2 separate regions of the Homo sapiens genome follow, and region 1 is linked to region 2. Evidence: chromatin contacts called from ENCODE Hi-C or POLR2A ChIA-PET data. All regions are on one chromosome and are shown on one strand. Each heading gives the region's core, a stretch centred on a gene start or an enhancer-like site at or near the end of the contact. The rest is flanking DNA. Distances are from core to core; before and after follow the strand shown. Region 1 holds the start of OR52B2 (olfactory receptor family 52 subfamily B member 2). Region 2 holds the start of OR56B1 (olfactory receptor family 56 subfamily B member 1).

The links. Hi-C counts contacts between places; a loop is a spot of excess contacts on that map. ChIA-PET counts read pairs that join two places held with the same protein, here RNA polymerase II (POLR2A).
Region 1: a loop to region 2 is called in a map of mesothelial cell of epicardium, with 20 times the contacts of the local background. The contact joins the promoter of OR52B2 here to the promoter of OR56B1 in region 2. A Hi-C loop is called at or near these places in 1 of 168 maps with a recorded cell type or tissue (mesothelial cell of epicardium). POLR2A ChIA-PET finds 5 or more read pairs at or near these places in 1 of 52 experiments (OCI-LY7).

What each region holds. Positions count from the first base shown.
Region 1 is chr11:6,168,686-6,174,856 of GRCh38, reverse strand. OR52B2 (olfactory receptor family 52 subfamily B member 2) reads left to right here and starts at 4,531. Exons shown (of 1, transcript NM_001004052.1): 1 at 4,531-5,502. The coding sequence starts at 4,531. The coding sequence ends at 5,502.
Region 2 is chr11:5,731,586-5,737,711 of GRCh38, reverse strand. It overlaps OR56B1 (olfactory receptor family 56 subfamily B member 1), which reads right to left and starts at 1,264. Exons shown (of 1, transcript NM_001005180.3): 1 at 1-1,264. The coding sequence starts at 1,195. The coding sequence ends at 221. It also overlaps a transcript of OR52N4 not described here. RefSeq lists a silencer at 3,347-3,547.

The DNA of each region.
Region 1 (6,171 bases), core at 3,282-5,781, 430 kb before region 2:
GTGGGAATTTTTCTCAAGATGTTTATTCATTACAAAAGTAAATCATGCTGGTTGCCAGAGGCTTGAGATTCAGGGGTGATTAGAGAGATGTTGGTCAAATGAAAAAACAATACAATTAGGAGGAATACGTTTAAAAAATCTATTGAACATCATGCTGACTATAGTTAATAACAATATATTATATACTTGAAAATTGCTGAGAGTAGATTTTAAATGTTTTAACAACAAAAAATAAATATGTGAGGTAATAAGCATGAATTGGCTTGATTTAGCCATTCCACAATGTATACATTTATCAAAACATCATGTTGTACAACATAAATGTATACCATTTTTATTCGTCAGCTAAAAAATAAGTAATTAAAAAACCATGAGTTACTGTTAAGGGTTGTCTGAATTAAGGGAATTTTAGTGCCTCTGCATCATGGATAGCACTGGCTTTAGATTATGAAAACATCTTCTTACATGCTAGCTTTAAGTGCACATGGGCAAGAGTGAGCTTATTAAAGGTATACATCTGAATTTTCCCCAATATATTAGAAGGGTAAATAATTTATAAATTTTGAGACCTTATATGTTATTAGAAACAAATTTCTTATGACACTTATTATAACAAAGCCTGCAATATATTGTGCTGCAAACAGAGACCAGTCTTACAAGCAGAGGACAGTGGGGTAGTGAGGTTTGCAGCTGTTTTATCCATTAGGGACATGGCTTTAGTGTACAGAGACTGTGCATTTTGAAGAACCTAAGACTTGTGAAAAATACTTGACATCTAAAATGCACATAACAAGGAAAATGGCAAAGTGAAATTAATACTTGTATAAATAAATATCTAGATAATACAACTCGGCAAAAAGGTAACTCAACTCCTGTATAGTTACCTAAAAATTATATCACATGTGGTTTGTGAACACATTTGAATACATTGTTATGATGGAAGGAGAGTCTTCTGAATTGAGATTGCATAAAGACATAAAAGACCTTTATATAACCCCCTAAAGAGGAAACAGTTATTACCAAAAAATAGAGCTGGTTAGGAAGTCTGGTCAGGAGCTGCAGAGAAGTGGGCTCCATTTCGCCTTTAAAGTGTGGACCAAATCTTCTCTATAATTCCCACTTCCAAATCTCCTCAGTTCTGCAGTTGAAGCTGACTCCCATTGTTCTGTGATGTTCCTGAGGCTTCTGTAAATGATGGAGATAATTTCTCTTTGTGTTGAGACAGGTGGATGTTTTTCAGAGCATTTACAGGAAGACTGCCAGGTAGTCCTCACCCAAGCTAAGTCCATCAGTAGTGGATATGCCTGGTGCACCACCCAAAGCCCTTGGGTCTGGTTTTTGAGACACCAGGTTTATCTGAGAGATCTGGTCTCAGGCTATTTTCCTTTCATTGGGCACTTCCTTCATTCCTTTTCCTCCTCTTTCTTCCTGAGAAAGGAGTTTCCTTTGGTCATATTTGGATGAAGAATAAGACTTTAATGTTGCTAAATATTCATTAAGGTGTTTTGCCTACTGGAAAAAATACAAGAGAATGATGGCCAAACAGAGGTAATAATGATGATGATGATGATGATATAAACAAGAATAGTAACCTACTTTTCTGAGCACTCAATACAAACTTATTTAATCCCCACAATTACCACATGAAGTTTTTTTTGGTATCCACATCCTTTTTTTTTTTTTTTTTTTTTTTTTTATATCAGGGATTCTTTTTTTTTTTTTATTTTTTTTAATTTTTTTTTTAATTTTTTTTTTTATTATACTCTAAGTTTTAGGGTACATGTGCACATTGTGCAGGTTAGTTACATATGTATACATGTGCCATGCTGGTGCGCTGCACCCACTAACGTGTCATCTAGCATTAGGTATATCTCCCAATGCTATCCCTCCCCCCTCCCCAGGTATCCACATCTTACAAATAAAAAAACTGAGGCATGCAGAAGTAAAGTGACTTGCCCAAGATCTAGTTAGTTAGGGAAGAACTGGGAAATGAATGCAGAAAGTCTGGCTCCGGAACTTAATATCTACACCTTCTTTGTTGTGTTCTTTCCCAGCTAGCTTGGCTCCTGCTCCATCTCTACTATTCTGGCTCTTTTTTTTCTCGCTCAGCTGGATGTTCTCTTGGGAGCTCTGGGAGGTACTTCTGGGAGACGTTGGATATTCCTCTTTTTGCCTGTGAGTTTCCTTTCTTCTCACCCTTAACTCTTTCCTAAATGAGGCTCGAACGCTCCAAAGGTGCTTGACAGAGGAGCAGCAGGGCTTTGATGGAGCTCTAAGACGCCACTGGATAAAATGAAAGTCCTTCTTTCCATGGGCAGTAACCTCCTTTCCAGGACCTCATTAACAGCCATCTAGGCCTCATTGCCCCTCTCTCCACCCTGCCTTTGGTACTCACTGTTGGAGTGATAAAACATCACAGAGTCATAAGCAGAGAGCAGACTTGTTTTGATGAGGACGTATATCAGGTGTCTTACTGTTTTATTGAGAAGGAGTATGTTAATAACTGGAGGGGTTGGGAAAGTTGTGAGAAAATAAATGTCCAATAAATTTCCTCCTAAGGAAAATGAATTTGTTTTTTTTGCTGGGGCTTTTGCTTGTATAAATTTGAGTTCAATACTTTAAAATAGAGCCAGAGCAGTGCTACTAATGACTTCTTCTCTGTGCTCATTCCAGCAAAGCTCAGCCTCTCTTCTAAGTAGAAGTTGAACATACATATATACACACGCACATATATATATACATATATGTGTACATATAATATGTATTTTATATATATACATATATGTATATATATATATTTTAAAGAGACAGAGTCTTGCTCCATCACCTAGGCTGGAGTGCAGTGGTGCCATCATAGCTCATTCACTGCAGCCCCAAACTCCTGGGCTCAAGAGATCCTCCTGCCTCCGCCTCCAAGTAGCTGGGACTACAGGTGCGTGCCACCATTCCCGGCTAATTTTTAAATTGTTTTGTAGCGACAGGGTCTTGTTATGTTACCTAGGCAGGTCTTGAATACCTGGCCTCAAGCGATCCTCCCATCTTGGCCTCCCAAACTTCTGGGATTATAGGCATGAGACACTGTGCCTGGCCCAAATATTTAAAATATACTGACTTGAATGCTGTCAGATTATTAGCCTGCCTGCGGCCTTTACTTGTCTGGATCTGGCTCTATTCCCTTCCTTGTACCCATCTGGAGTCCCATTGCTCCCTCCCCACAGCCCACTGTGCTCTGAGAAAGTTCATTTGCATAGAGGCAGAGGGATGGACTAATAAACTGAGGATTTGATTCCTTTGCATCTCTTCTTTGGGGCCCTCTGAATACCATTATCAGAAGATCAGTCTAGTGTTTATTTGGTACCTTTATAGTTCTGATTCTCTCTTTACTGTCTCTGTGGTCCCTTTTCTTCATGTTCCCTTCTAGATTCTTAATCATACACTCTTTCCCTAGTCCTAATAGCTGACAGATAGTTCAGAACTTCAGAATGAAACAAATATTACCTGAGTGGCAGGCAAGCCAAGAAGGGCTCTATACTTAATCCTTCTTGGCAGCAGGGAAACATGGTTCCTTCTGAGCGTTGGGGAACAGTGGGGTGGGAAGAAGGGCAGTATTAGTGGAGTCAGCAGAGTTTACAGGTGGGCAATAGATTGATTTCTTTTGCTCAGAATCGTTTTCCTGGGGGGCTTCTACAGATAAGGAAGCCCAGACATAACCAAGAGGCTCCTGTATAGAAATATTTGAGGAGGAGCATGAGAAGTCCATGAGGAGCTGGTGATGAAAATTGCCTGTCTCAGTTTCATTGGCTGCCCCATTGCTCACTGCATTAGGGAAGATATGAATCTGGATCAGAGTGGAGAAATGTACCCCTCTAGGCTTCCTCTGGATTCCCACTTGATACTCTACTCCCTTGCACAAGGGGCCAGAGGTGCAAGTGTCCTGTGAAATGTTCAAGGCAATAGCCAGATAAACTTAATAGGATTAAATATAACCCAGTTAAAATATAGTTTAGTTAATAGTTTTTTAGGAAGGAGATATATTGCTATGAACACAGACCATTACAAAGTGGTATGTCTTGAGGACTTATTTTAAGGTTAAAATTTTGTTAAACAGAAGTAGAAGGGGAGGGAAATTAAAGGTAAATGCAGAACAAAATCTTGGGGAAAGGGACAAGTACAACACAGGTAGGTGGAAAATGCTGCTTGTGTGGAAATAGTAGAATGAGGTCAGAAAGGGAGAGTGAGGCCAAACTCTGGGGGCAGGGTGGTTGCAGGAAGGTGCTGCCACTTCTGTTCATACTTGAAGCATTATTGCCACAGAAGCTCTATCTGCAAAGGAAGCACTATGGGCCAGAAGCCATTCCTATACCAAGTGAACATTCTCTGGGAGTACTTGCTGCTGGAGAGTCCAGCAATTTAGAAATCCATGCTGTCTTTTATGATATTTATACATATTCGGGAGTGCTTTCTGTTTCTATCACTTTCAGTAGACTCATCAGCTTCTAAGTCATTATAGAGAGGACCATAAAGTGCATCATGAGTCACACCAATGTTACCATCTTCCATCCTGCAGTTTTTGTCCTTCCTGGCATCCCTGGGTTGGAGGCTTATCACATTTGGCTGTCAATACCTCTTTGCCTCATTTACATCACTGCAGTCCTGGGAAACAGCATCCTGATAGTGGTTATTGTCATGGAACGTAACCTTCATGTGCCCATGTATTTCTTCCTCTCAATGCTGGCCGTCATGGACATCCTGCTGTCTACCACCACTGTGCCCAAGGCCCTAGCCATCTTTTGGCTTCAAGCACATAACATTGCTTTTGATGCCTGTGTCACCCAAGGCTTCTTTGTCCATATGATGTTTGTGGGGGAGTCAGCTATCCTGTTAGCCATGGCCTTTGATCGCTTTGTGGCCATTTGTGCCCCACTGAGATATACAACAGTGCTAACATGGCCTGTTGTGGGGAGGATTGCTCTGGCCGTCATCACCCGAAGCTTCTGCATCATCTTCCCAGTCATATTCTTGCTGAAGCGGCTGCCCTTCTGCCTAACCAACATTGTTCCTCACTCCTACTGTGAGCATATTGGAGTGGCTCGTTTAGCCTGTGCTGACATCACTGTTAACATTTGGTATGGCTTCTCAGTGCCCATTGTCATGGTCATCTTGGATGTTATCCTCATCGCTGTGTCTTACTCACTGATCCTCCGAGCAGTGTTTCGTTTGCCCTCCCAGGATGCTCGGCACAAGGCCCTCAGCACTTGTGGCTCCCACCTCTGTGTCATCCTTATGTTTTATGTTCCATCCTTCTTTACCTTATTGACCCATCATTTTGGGCGTAATATTCCTCAACATGTCCATATCTTGCTGGCCAATCTTTATGTGGCAGTGCCACCAATGCTGAACCCCATTGTCTATGGTGTGAAGACTAAGCAGATACGTGAGGGTGTAGCCCACCGGTTCTTTGACATCAAGACTTGGTGCTGTACCTCCCCTCTGGGCTCATGAATCTTCATGTCCAGCTCCTTCAAGGAAGCTAGATGTGAAATACAGAGATTTCCTGGACTGAGAAGGCTTTTCTTCCTCTTCTTTCTATTTCATCTTCCGCCCCCAACTTTTCTTTCTTTTCTCATAATTCTTCCTCCTTCTCTTGTTTGTTTTCTCTAACCTCTTTACATATTCCTCCCTACAACCCAGAAATAATAACTAAGTGTACATGCCTCTGATATGAGGCTTTGGTACCCTCAGTAGACTAGATAGACGCCAGAAGCGCAGGGATCTGAACACCACATGAAATGAGGTTATAAAGAAGTGGATAAAAATAATTTTATATTTACCATTTTAAGGGGTTTTAATTTTTTAAAAAAATCCCAAATGTGCATTGATTCTTTGTACAGAATCAAGTGGCCTGCCACCCACTACCACAATGGCAGGTGAGTTTGAGGAACAGCCATGCATGACCTTTGGTCATCTGGAAAAACTTCCTTTCCTTCAAATTTTAGTTCAAGAAAAGTTGAGTCTTTTCTAATTTCTCCAGGCAAGCCAAGGGTCCTATGTTTGCATGTCTAGTGTATCTTGTACAAATCTCCAAATGTGCATAATAAATTGTAATGTAATGAGTTGTTCATTTATTTGTACCCTCAATTGACTGCAAACTCCTTGAAATCAGAAGAGTGT
Region 2 (6,126 bases), core at 15-2,514:
GAAATTTCTTCCATATTCTCAAATATATTTAAATATTTAGCTTTTGTCAATATTTTAGGCTACTGTGATTTTTTGTATCTTTTCTGAAGCTTTCACAATTATTTACATACAAATATAAAAAGGGAATCCCAAAGGTATTCACTTACTCATTTATCCTCTTTGAAATTTTACTATCCAGTTTAGGAGAAGCTGAGGTTCATGTACATCATGGAGAAGGTCTCTAAGATCTTATTTCTTTTGTAAGGGCAAACAGCACCTTTTGGAAGGCTGCCCTAAGTTCTTTGGTCTGAAGTGCATAAACTGTAGGGTTGAGGGAAGGGGGGATGATGTTGTGCAACACATTAAGTAGAACTGGAATCAAAGTAGCCTTCATCTCTGTCAGATGAGTCACTGAAATCACTACAACAATAGTGTAAAAGAAAAGGATGAGGGTGAGATGTGAACTACAAGTGCTCAGGGCCTTGGCTGCAGCTTCAGCTGAGTTCAGTCTAAGTACAGAGTACAGAATCAAAATATATGACAGTATAATAAGACTTAGATCACTCCCCATTCCAAGCCATGCCAGAACCAACTGGCAAATGCTGTTTGGCCTCCTGTCATCACAAGCCAGGCTTGTGACCCCAAGGTTAGAGCACAGGCAGTGTTCAATTTCATTCTTGGAGCAATAATCACGCTGTGCTGCAAGCACAGGCACTGGAGTGACAAATAAGCCATTTCTCAGCACCATGAACAGGGTAGCTTTTAAGATTAAGGAACTGGTGACAATTGATGGATAGCGAAGAGGGTGACAAATAGCCACATATCTATCAAAAGCCATGCAGAGTAGGATACCAGACTCCATGCCCACAAAGAAGTGAATGGCATAAATCTGAGCAAAGCACTCAGGGAGGCTAATAACCTTGGCATCAAACCAGAAGATGGCCAGGATCTTAGGGATGATAGTAGTGGCCAGACCCATGTCTACCATACAGAGGATGCCAAGGAAAATATACATGGGCTGCTGTAAAGAAGGGTTCTGCCAGATGATGATGAGGATGAGGGTGTTTGCAGCAAGTGCTGAGAGATACAGTAGTGCCAGGGGCAGAGATAGCCAGTGTTGCCAGCTGTGAATGCCCGGGAATCCCAGCAGGATGAACTCAGAGACCTGGAATTTGGAGCTATTGGAGATTTTGAGAGATGCAGACATATGATTCATGATTCAACATGAATTTCAAATCTCTATTTGTATTGTTCTCAGTTATCACAGGTTGGAACCACCACAGAAATAAAATTGTAGTATTTTTCTAAGCCTTTCTTCATCTCTTTAGAAATTATATAGATTAAATGGATGTGCTTGTTTTCTTCATATTTATCTCAGTGTTACTTGACTTGATGCAGAGGTTTATTAACTAATAATAACTAGATTTTTTAAATGAAGAATTATGGGAGATGAAATTTATAGCTACATCATTTCAAGTTGATATAGATGTCCATTAACGTCTTACATAGCCTTTCAAAATTTTGATATCATGGACTTGTAAAGGTTTCCAGAAATAAATTATATTGAGGATTTGGGGATAGTTTTCTTTCATGTTCTATTTTGTATGCACTTCTGAGGAGGTTGCAAAAGAGTAGCTTAAAAGGAAGTTAGTGATTATGGCTGAATTTCTCCATATGAGAAGTCATATAATGAAGACATACCTTAGTAAGTTTTTTTATAGTTGAATCTTAGAGAACCTATAAAGACATAAATACAGGATTTAGGTAAAACTAATAAGAAGCTTTTAAAGATTCCTGTGATAACAACACAATATTAGATCAACTCTATTCATTTTTTAGTGAATACAGGCACAATGTTGTACAGCTGGTCTCTAGAACTTATTCATCTTGTACAACTAAAACCTTCTAACCATTGAACAGTAATTTTAACTTATTTAACAAACAAGAATTATTTGTCCATAATGTTGAAGGAATTGCCATTCAATGCTCAAAAATCATGGTTAAAATTAGACTCATTATCTTTTCTACAACTTTGTTGTTATCCATTTACTTTTTATTCTGCATGGTGGCTCGACCAGACAAGCTTGAATCTAGAAAACTAACCTTCCCTTACTGCAAATAATTGCTTATCATATTGTTGATTTCTTTTCTTTACTTCATTCATATGCACTCTTTTTTTTCAGTATGCTTTCTGCAACCTGCCTGGAGCAAATGTTTCTGATTTTCCATAATTCTTTCTTTCTGCTAGCAATCTGATCTTTCAGACACTGGTATTCCTTTGCTTAAAATAATTCATGGTTTCACATTTTCTTTCAAATACAATACTTTATTATTACAATCCTTTATTTATTTACCATTTATTATTTATTTACTATTACAATCCTTTATTTTGCATAAAACACTCTCAGATATGACTCAAACCGAAGTGAATATAATCTCTTGCTTTGAACTTCTTTGTATTTTACACTGCAGATACATATAATACTTACTCTATGCTAAAATTAGTAATTTTTCAAGGCATTTTATTTCCAATATTTTTGCCATGGTGGAAGCTATTGCAGGTTTATGAGCAAGAAACAAAAACTGGAAAGCTATGTTCAAAGGTTAAAATGTTATTTTTAATATATTAGTTATGGGTTGATTTTTGATATAATTATTGTTAAATACCAAAAAAATCTGGAAGAAAATAAAATTCTTTTGTTGTATCAATTCTTATTAAAAACTAAATGTATTTCCTTTCAGAGGTTTCTTACTGCCTGTATGTTTGAATAAACATATACTCCCAAATGATGGAGTAAATCATCCTTCTTTAATGGTGAATGTAATTTGATAAAGAGTAAAATTATCTAAATGTATCTACAGAAAATTTCAATGACTAAAGAGCACAAGCAATAATGGAGGTAAAGCTAGTTTGACTTTGAGCTTTTAGAGGAGAATTCTGAAGGGGTTCAACACAATAGTTTTATCCTGGATGCGTGGAAGTATGTAACCCATTTGATGTACAAGGCCTGGCATTTTTACTTAATACTCATTTATTACTTTACATCCTAATATCACATAACATTTTATCTTTGATGTTTTCTCTATTAAAATTTTTTTCTGATTTGTATATGTGTGATACAATTAAGAGAAGTAGTATGTTTGAGCTCACAGAAAAAGAATTGTTTTTAATTTTTTTTACAATTATATTCTAGCATGACATAGAATACGATTCTGCTATATAAAACAGTTAATATATTAACCCTGAAGATAATCTGGCAGTGTTGTTTTTTGATTACAGACAAGGTAACTTCTAGTGCACCATGTGAGCCTTAATATTTTCTAATTCTGACTTCAACCTTTTTTGGAAAGGCCCTCTAATCCTCTATATGCTACTAAAACAGAGAGAAATGTCAATCTTTTTGCAGAATGTTGACAAAACAACATAATGTTTAGGATAAGCCATTGAACTCTCTGGAATTTAGCCAAAGTGACCATGAGAAGATTTTATCACTTACCTTGCTTATGAACACAGACTCACAGTCTGGGATCCTAGGCGTGGCAGAAGTTTTCTACTGGGCAAAGACAGAACTTTATGAGAAAGATGCTTTAACACAAGATAAAAATGTGTTGTCAGCTAAGATGTGGCACAGAAATTATAAACTTCTGAAATTTATGGAGAGTAGTAAAGCAGCTCAGTGACCTAAGCATAATAGATCTCATTTGCAGACATGATGAAAGACCTATAGAGAAAGCTGAATTCCTAGGATGTTAAATCCCACTAGAATAGAAAGCAGATTAACTCAAAAACATGTATCCTATTAATGTAACCTAAGAATTTACATGAATAGAAGAATATCTTCATTTATTAAATCAAAATGGACCTATAAAGGTGAGAAATTTTAGAGTGTTTGAATGGTTTTTAAGCACACAAACTCTGGGTGTTCTAAATTCTGTGGCTAGGAGATTTATTTAAACATTTTTAAAGGAGAAAGCTTTCATTCAAAAATACATATTTAGTTCTGTCTGTGTTTGAAAAACATGTTAGGCATAAAGTGATCAATAGAACAGTCATCGTTCCTGTTCTCATTGAAATTGTGGTCTAGTTGAGGTGGGGGGAGAGAATAATAACAACAAAATCAAGCAAATATATAATAATAGACTGGGATTAGTGCTTTAAAGCAAAAGTACCAAGTGATAAGAGTTCACATGAAGAAAAAAATAATCTCTTGTTGTCAGAGAGGATATCCTGAAAAAATGTTTGTTCTGAGGGCAATTGTTTGAGTAGAAGATAACTATGGTGTGTGTGTTGGGGTGGGGATAAAAAAGACTTTTTATCCAGGAATCTTTGAATGTTAAAATGAGAGGGATCAAGGCATAGTCAAGGTAACAACAGAGTGTTACAACAATGTGTCTGGTAATCTCAGTGTAACAACAAGGTAACCTCAAGGTGACAACAATGTGTCTGGAAACCTCAAGGTGTGGTGGAACATGGGAGGTGATGTGAGATGGTGCTGTTGAGGTCATAGTGGTCAGATAATTTTAAGCAAATTTATGCTAAAGCAATATGGAGCCACTGAAAAGGTTTAGGATAATTTAGGCATGGCAGCAATGTGAAGACCAGATTGTACATGGCAAGAATAAATATAAGTAAGTTGGATGAGCACTGACAACAGTACTTCAAGGGTGAGACAGCTTTATTTTAAGCTATGAAGATATAGAGAAATGGATGGATATAGAAGTTATACTGGATGTAAATTTTATAATATTTATGACCCCAAAATAACTCTAAGTTTCTCATACATGCACTGGAATGGAATATGTCATTCATGTACCTAAGGATGACTGGAGAAGAACCAGATTATAAGGGAAGAGAATGAGTTCAAATGAGGTCATGACCAATATGAGGTGCCTACCTTTGAAGCATCCAAGAGATTATTATTTAGCAAAGAGAGGAAAAAGTAGTTCCAGAGAGCAAAGGAACAATTTGAGAAAAACTGGAGTGACTAGTATTTTATTTGGAAATTACTGGAATATTTGAATTAATGCTATTAGCACAAATAGATGTTTTAGCAAGTGAGGATAGTGACAGAAAGAAGGTGGTCTAGCATGTAGTTTCTAGAAACTCATCATGATGTCTAGGTAAATGTTGAGAAAGAAAAAGAGACCGAAAATAACCTATATAGGAAAAGACAGATTGATTTTTAAAGAAGAAGGCAAAGAAATTGATTCATAATTTTACTGTACTGACAGATCTAATGAAACATAGTTTAAAGTAATATTGATGGATTCAGTCTCTTGGAGGTTACAAATGACTTTTTGAAAAGAACTGTCTATTTTTGGAGTGCATAAGAAAAAGTCATATTGGAGTGGGCTAAAGAGTAAGTTAAAGGCTAGGAAATAGAAAAATTTATGCACATAACATTTTAAAGAAGTTTGTACAAACAAGAAAATGTAGGGCAGAAGTTGGAAGTTTAGAGTTGGAAGTTGGGGTTTAGAGTAATTTGTAGTAGAAAGTAGAATGGTGGTTACCAGATGCTGAAAAGGATAAAAGGTGGGGAACTGGGGGATGCGGAGATGTTGACCAAAGTGTATAAAGGTTCAGTTAGACAGGAAGAGTAAATTTTCAAGAACTATTGTACAACGTGGTGACCACAGTCAATAGTAATATATGGTATGTTTCAAAATTGCGAAAGAATAAATGTAAAATGTTCTTACTGCAAAAAAAATAACTTTATGAGGTGATAGTTATGTTAATTAGACTGATATAATCATTCCACAAAGTATACATATATCACAATATCACATTGCATCCCTTATATATATTAGTCAATTAAAAATGAAAATATACATCAAAAATAAAAATTAAATTTTAAAAAGCATTTCTTGTTTTAAAATCGGGAAAAATAATGCATCTTTGGAGGTTGGTATGAACTATTTGGTAGAGAGAAAAATAGATTGTTGATAAGTCAGAGAGAATTGGATAAATAAGAGCATATGGTTGCTGAAAAAAGGAGGGGTGATGAGAGCCACTTTCCATGGCTCACATGGCAGGGACCTACCTCAAATTGGAAGAATGGTACCTGTCAATTAACCTTAGAAAATGTGGTTAAATGTTTGCCTATGTAGGTAGGTGTGATATAATACATTTGTTATGTTTAGTTAGAG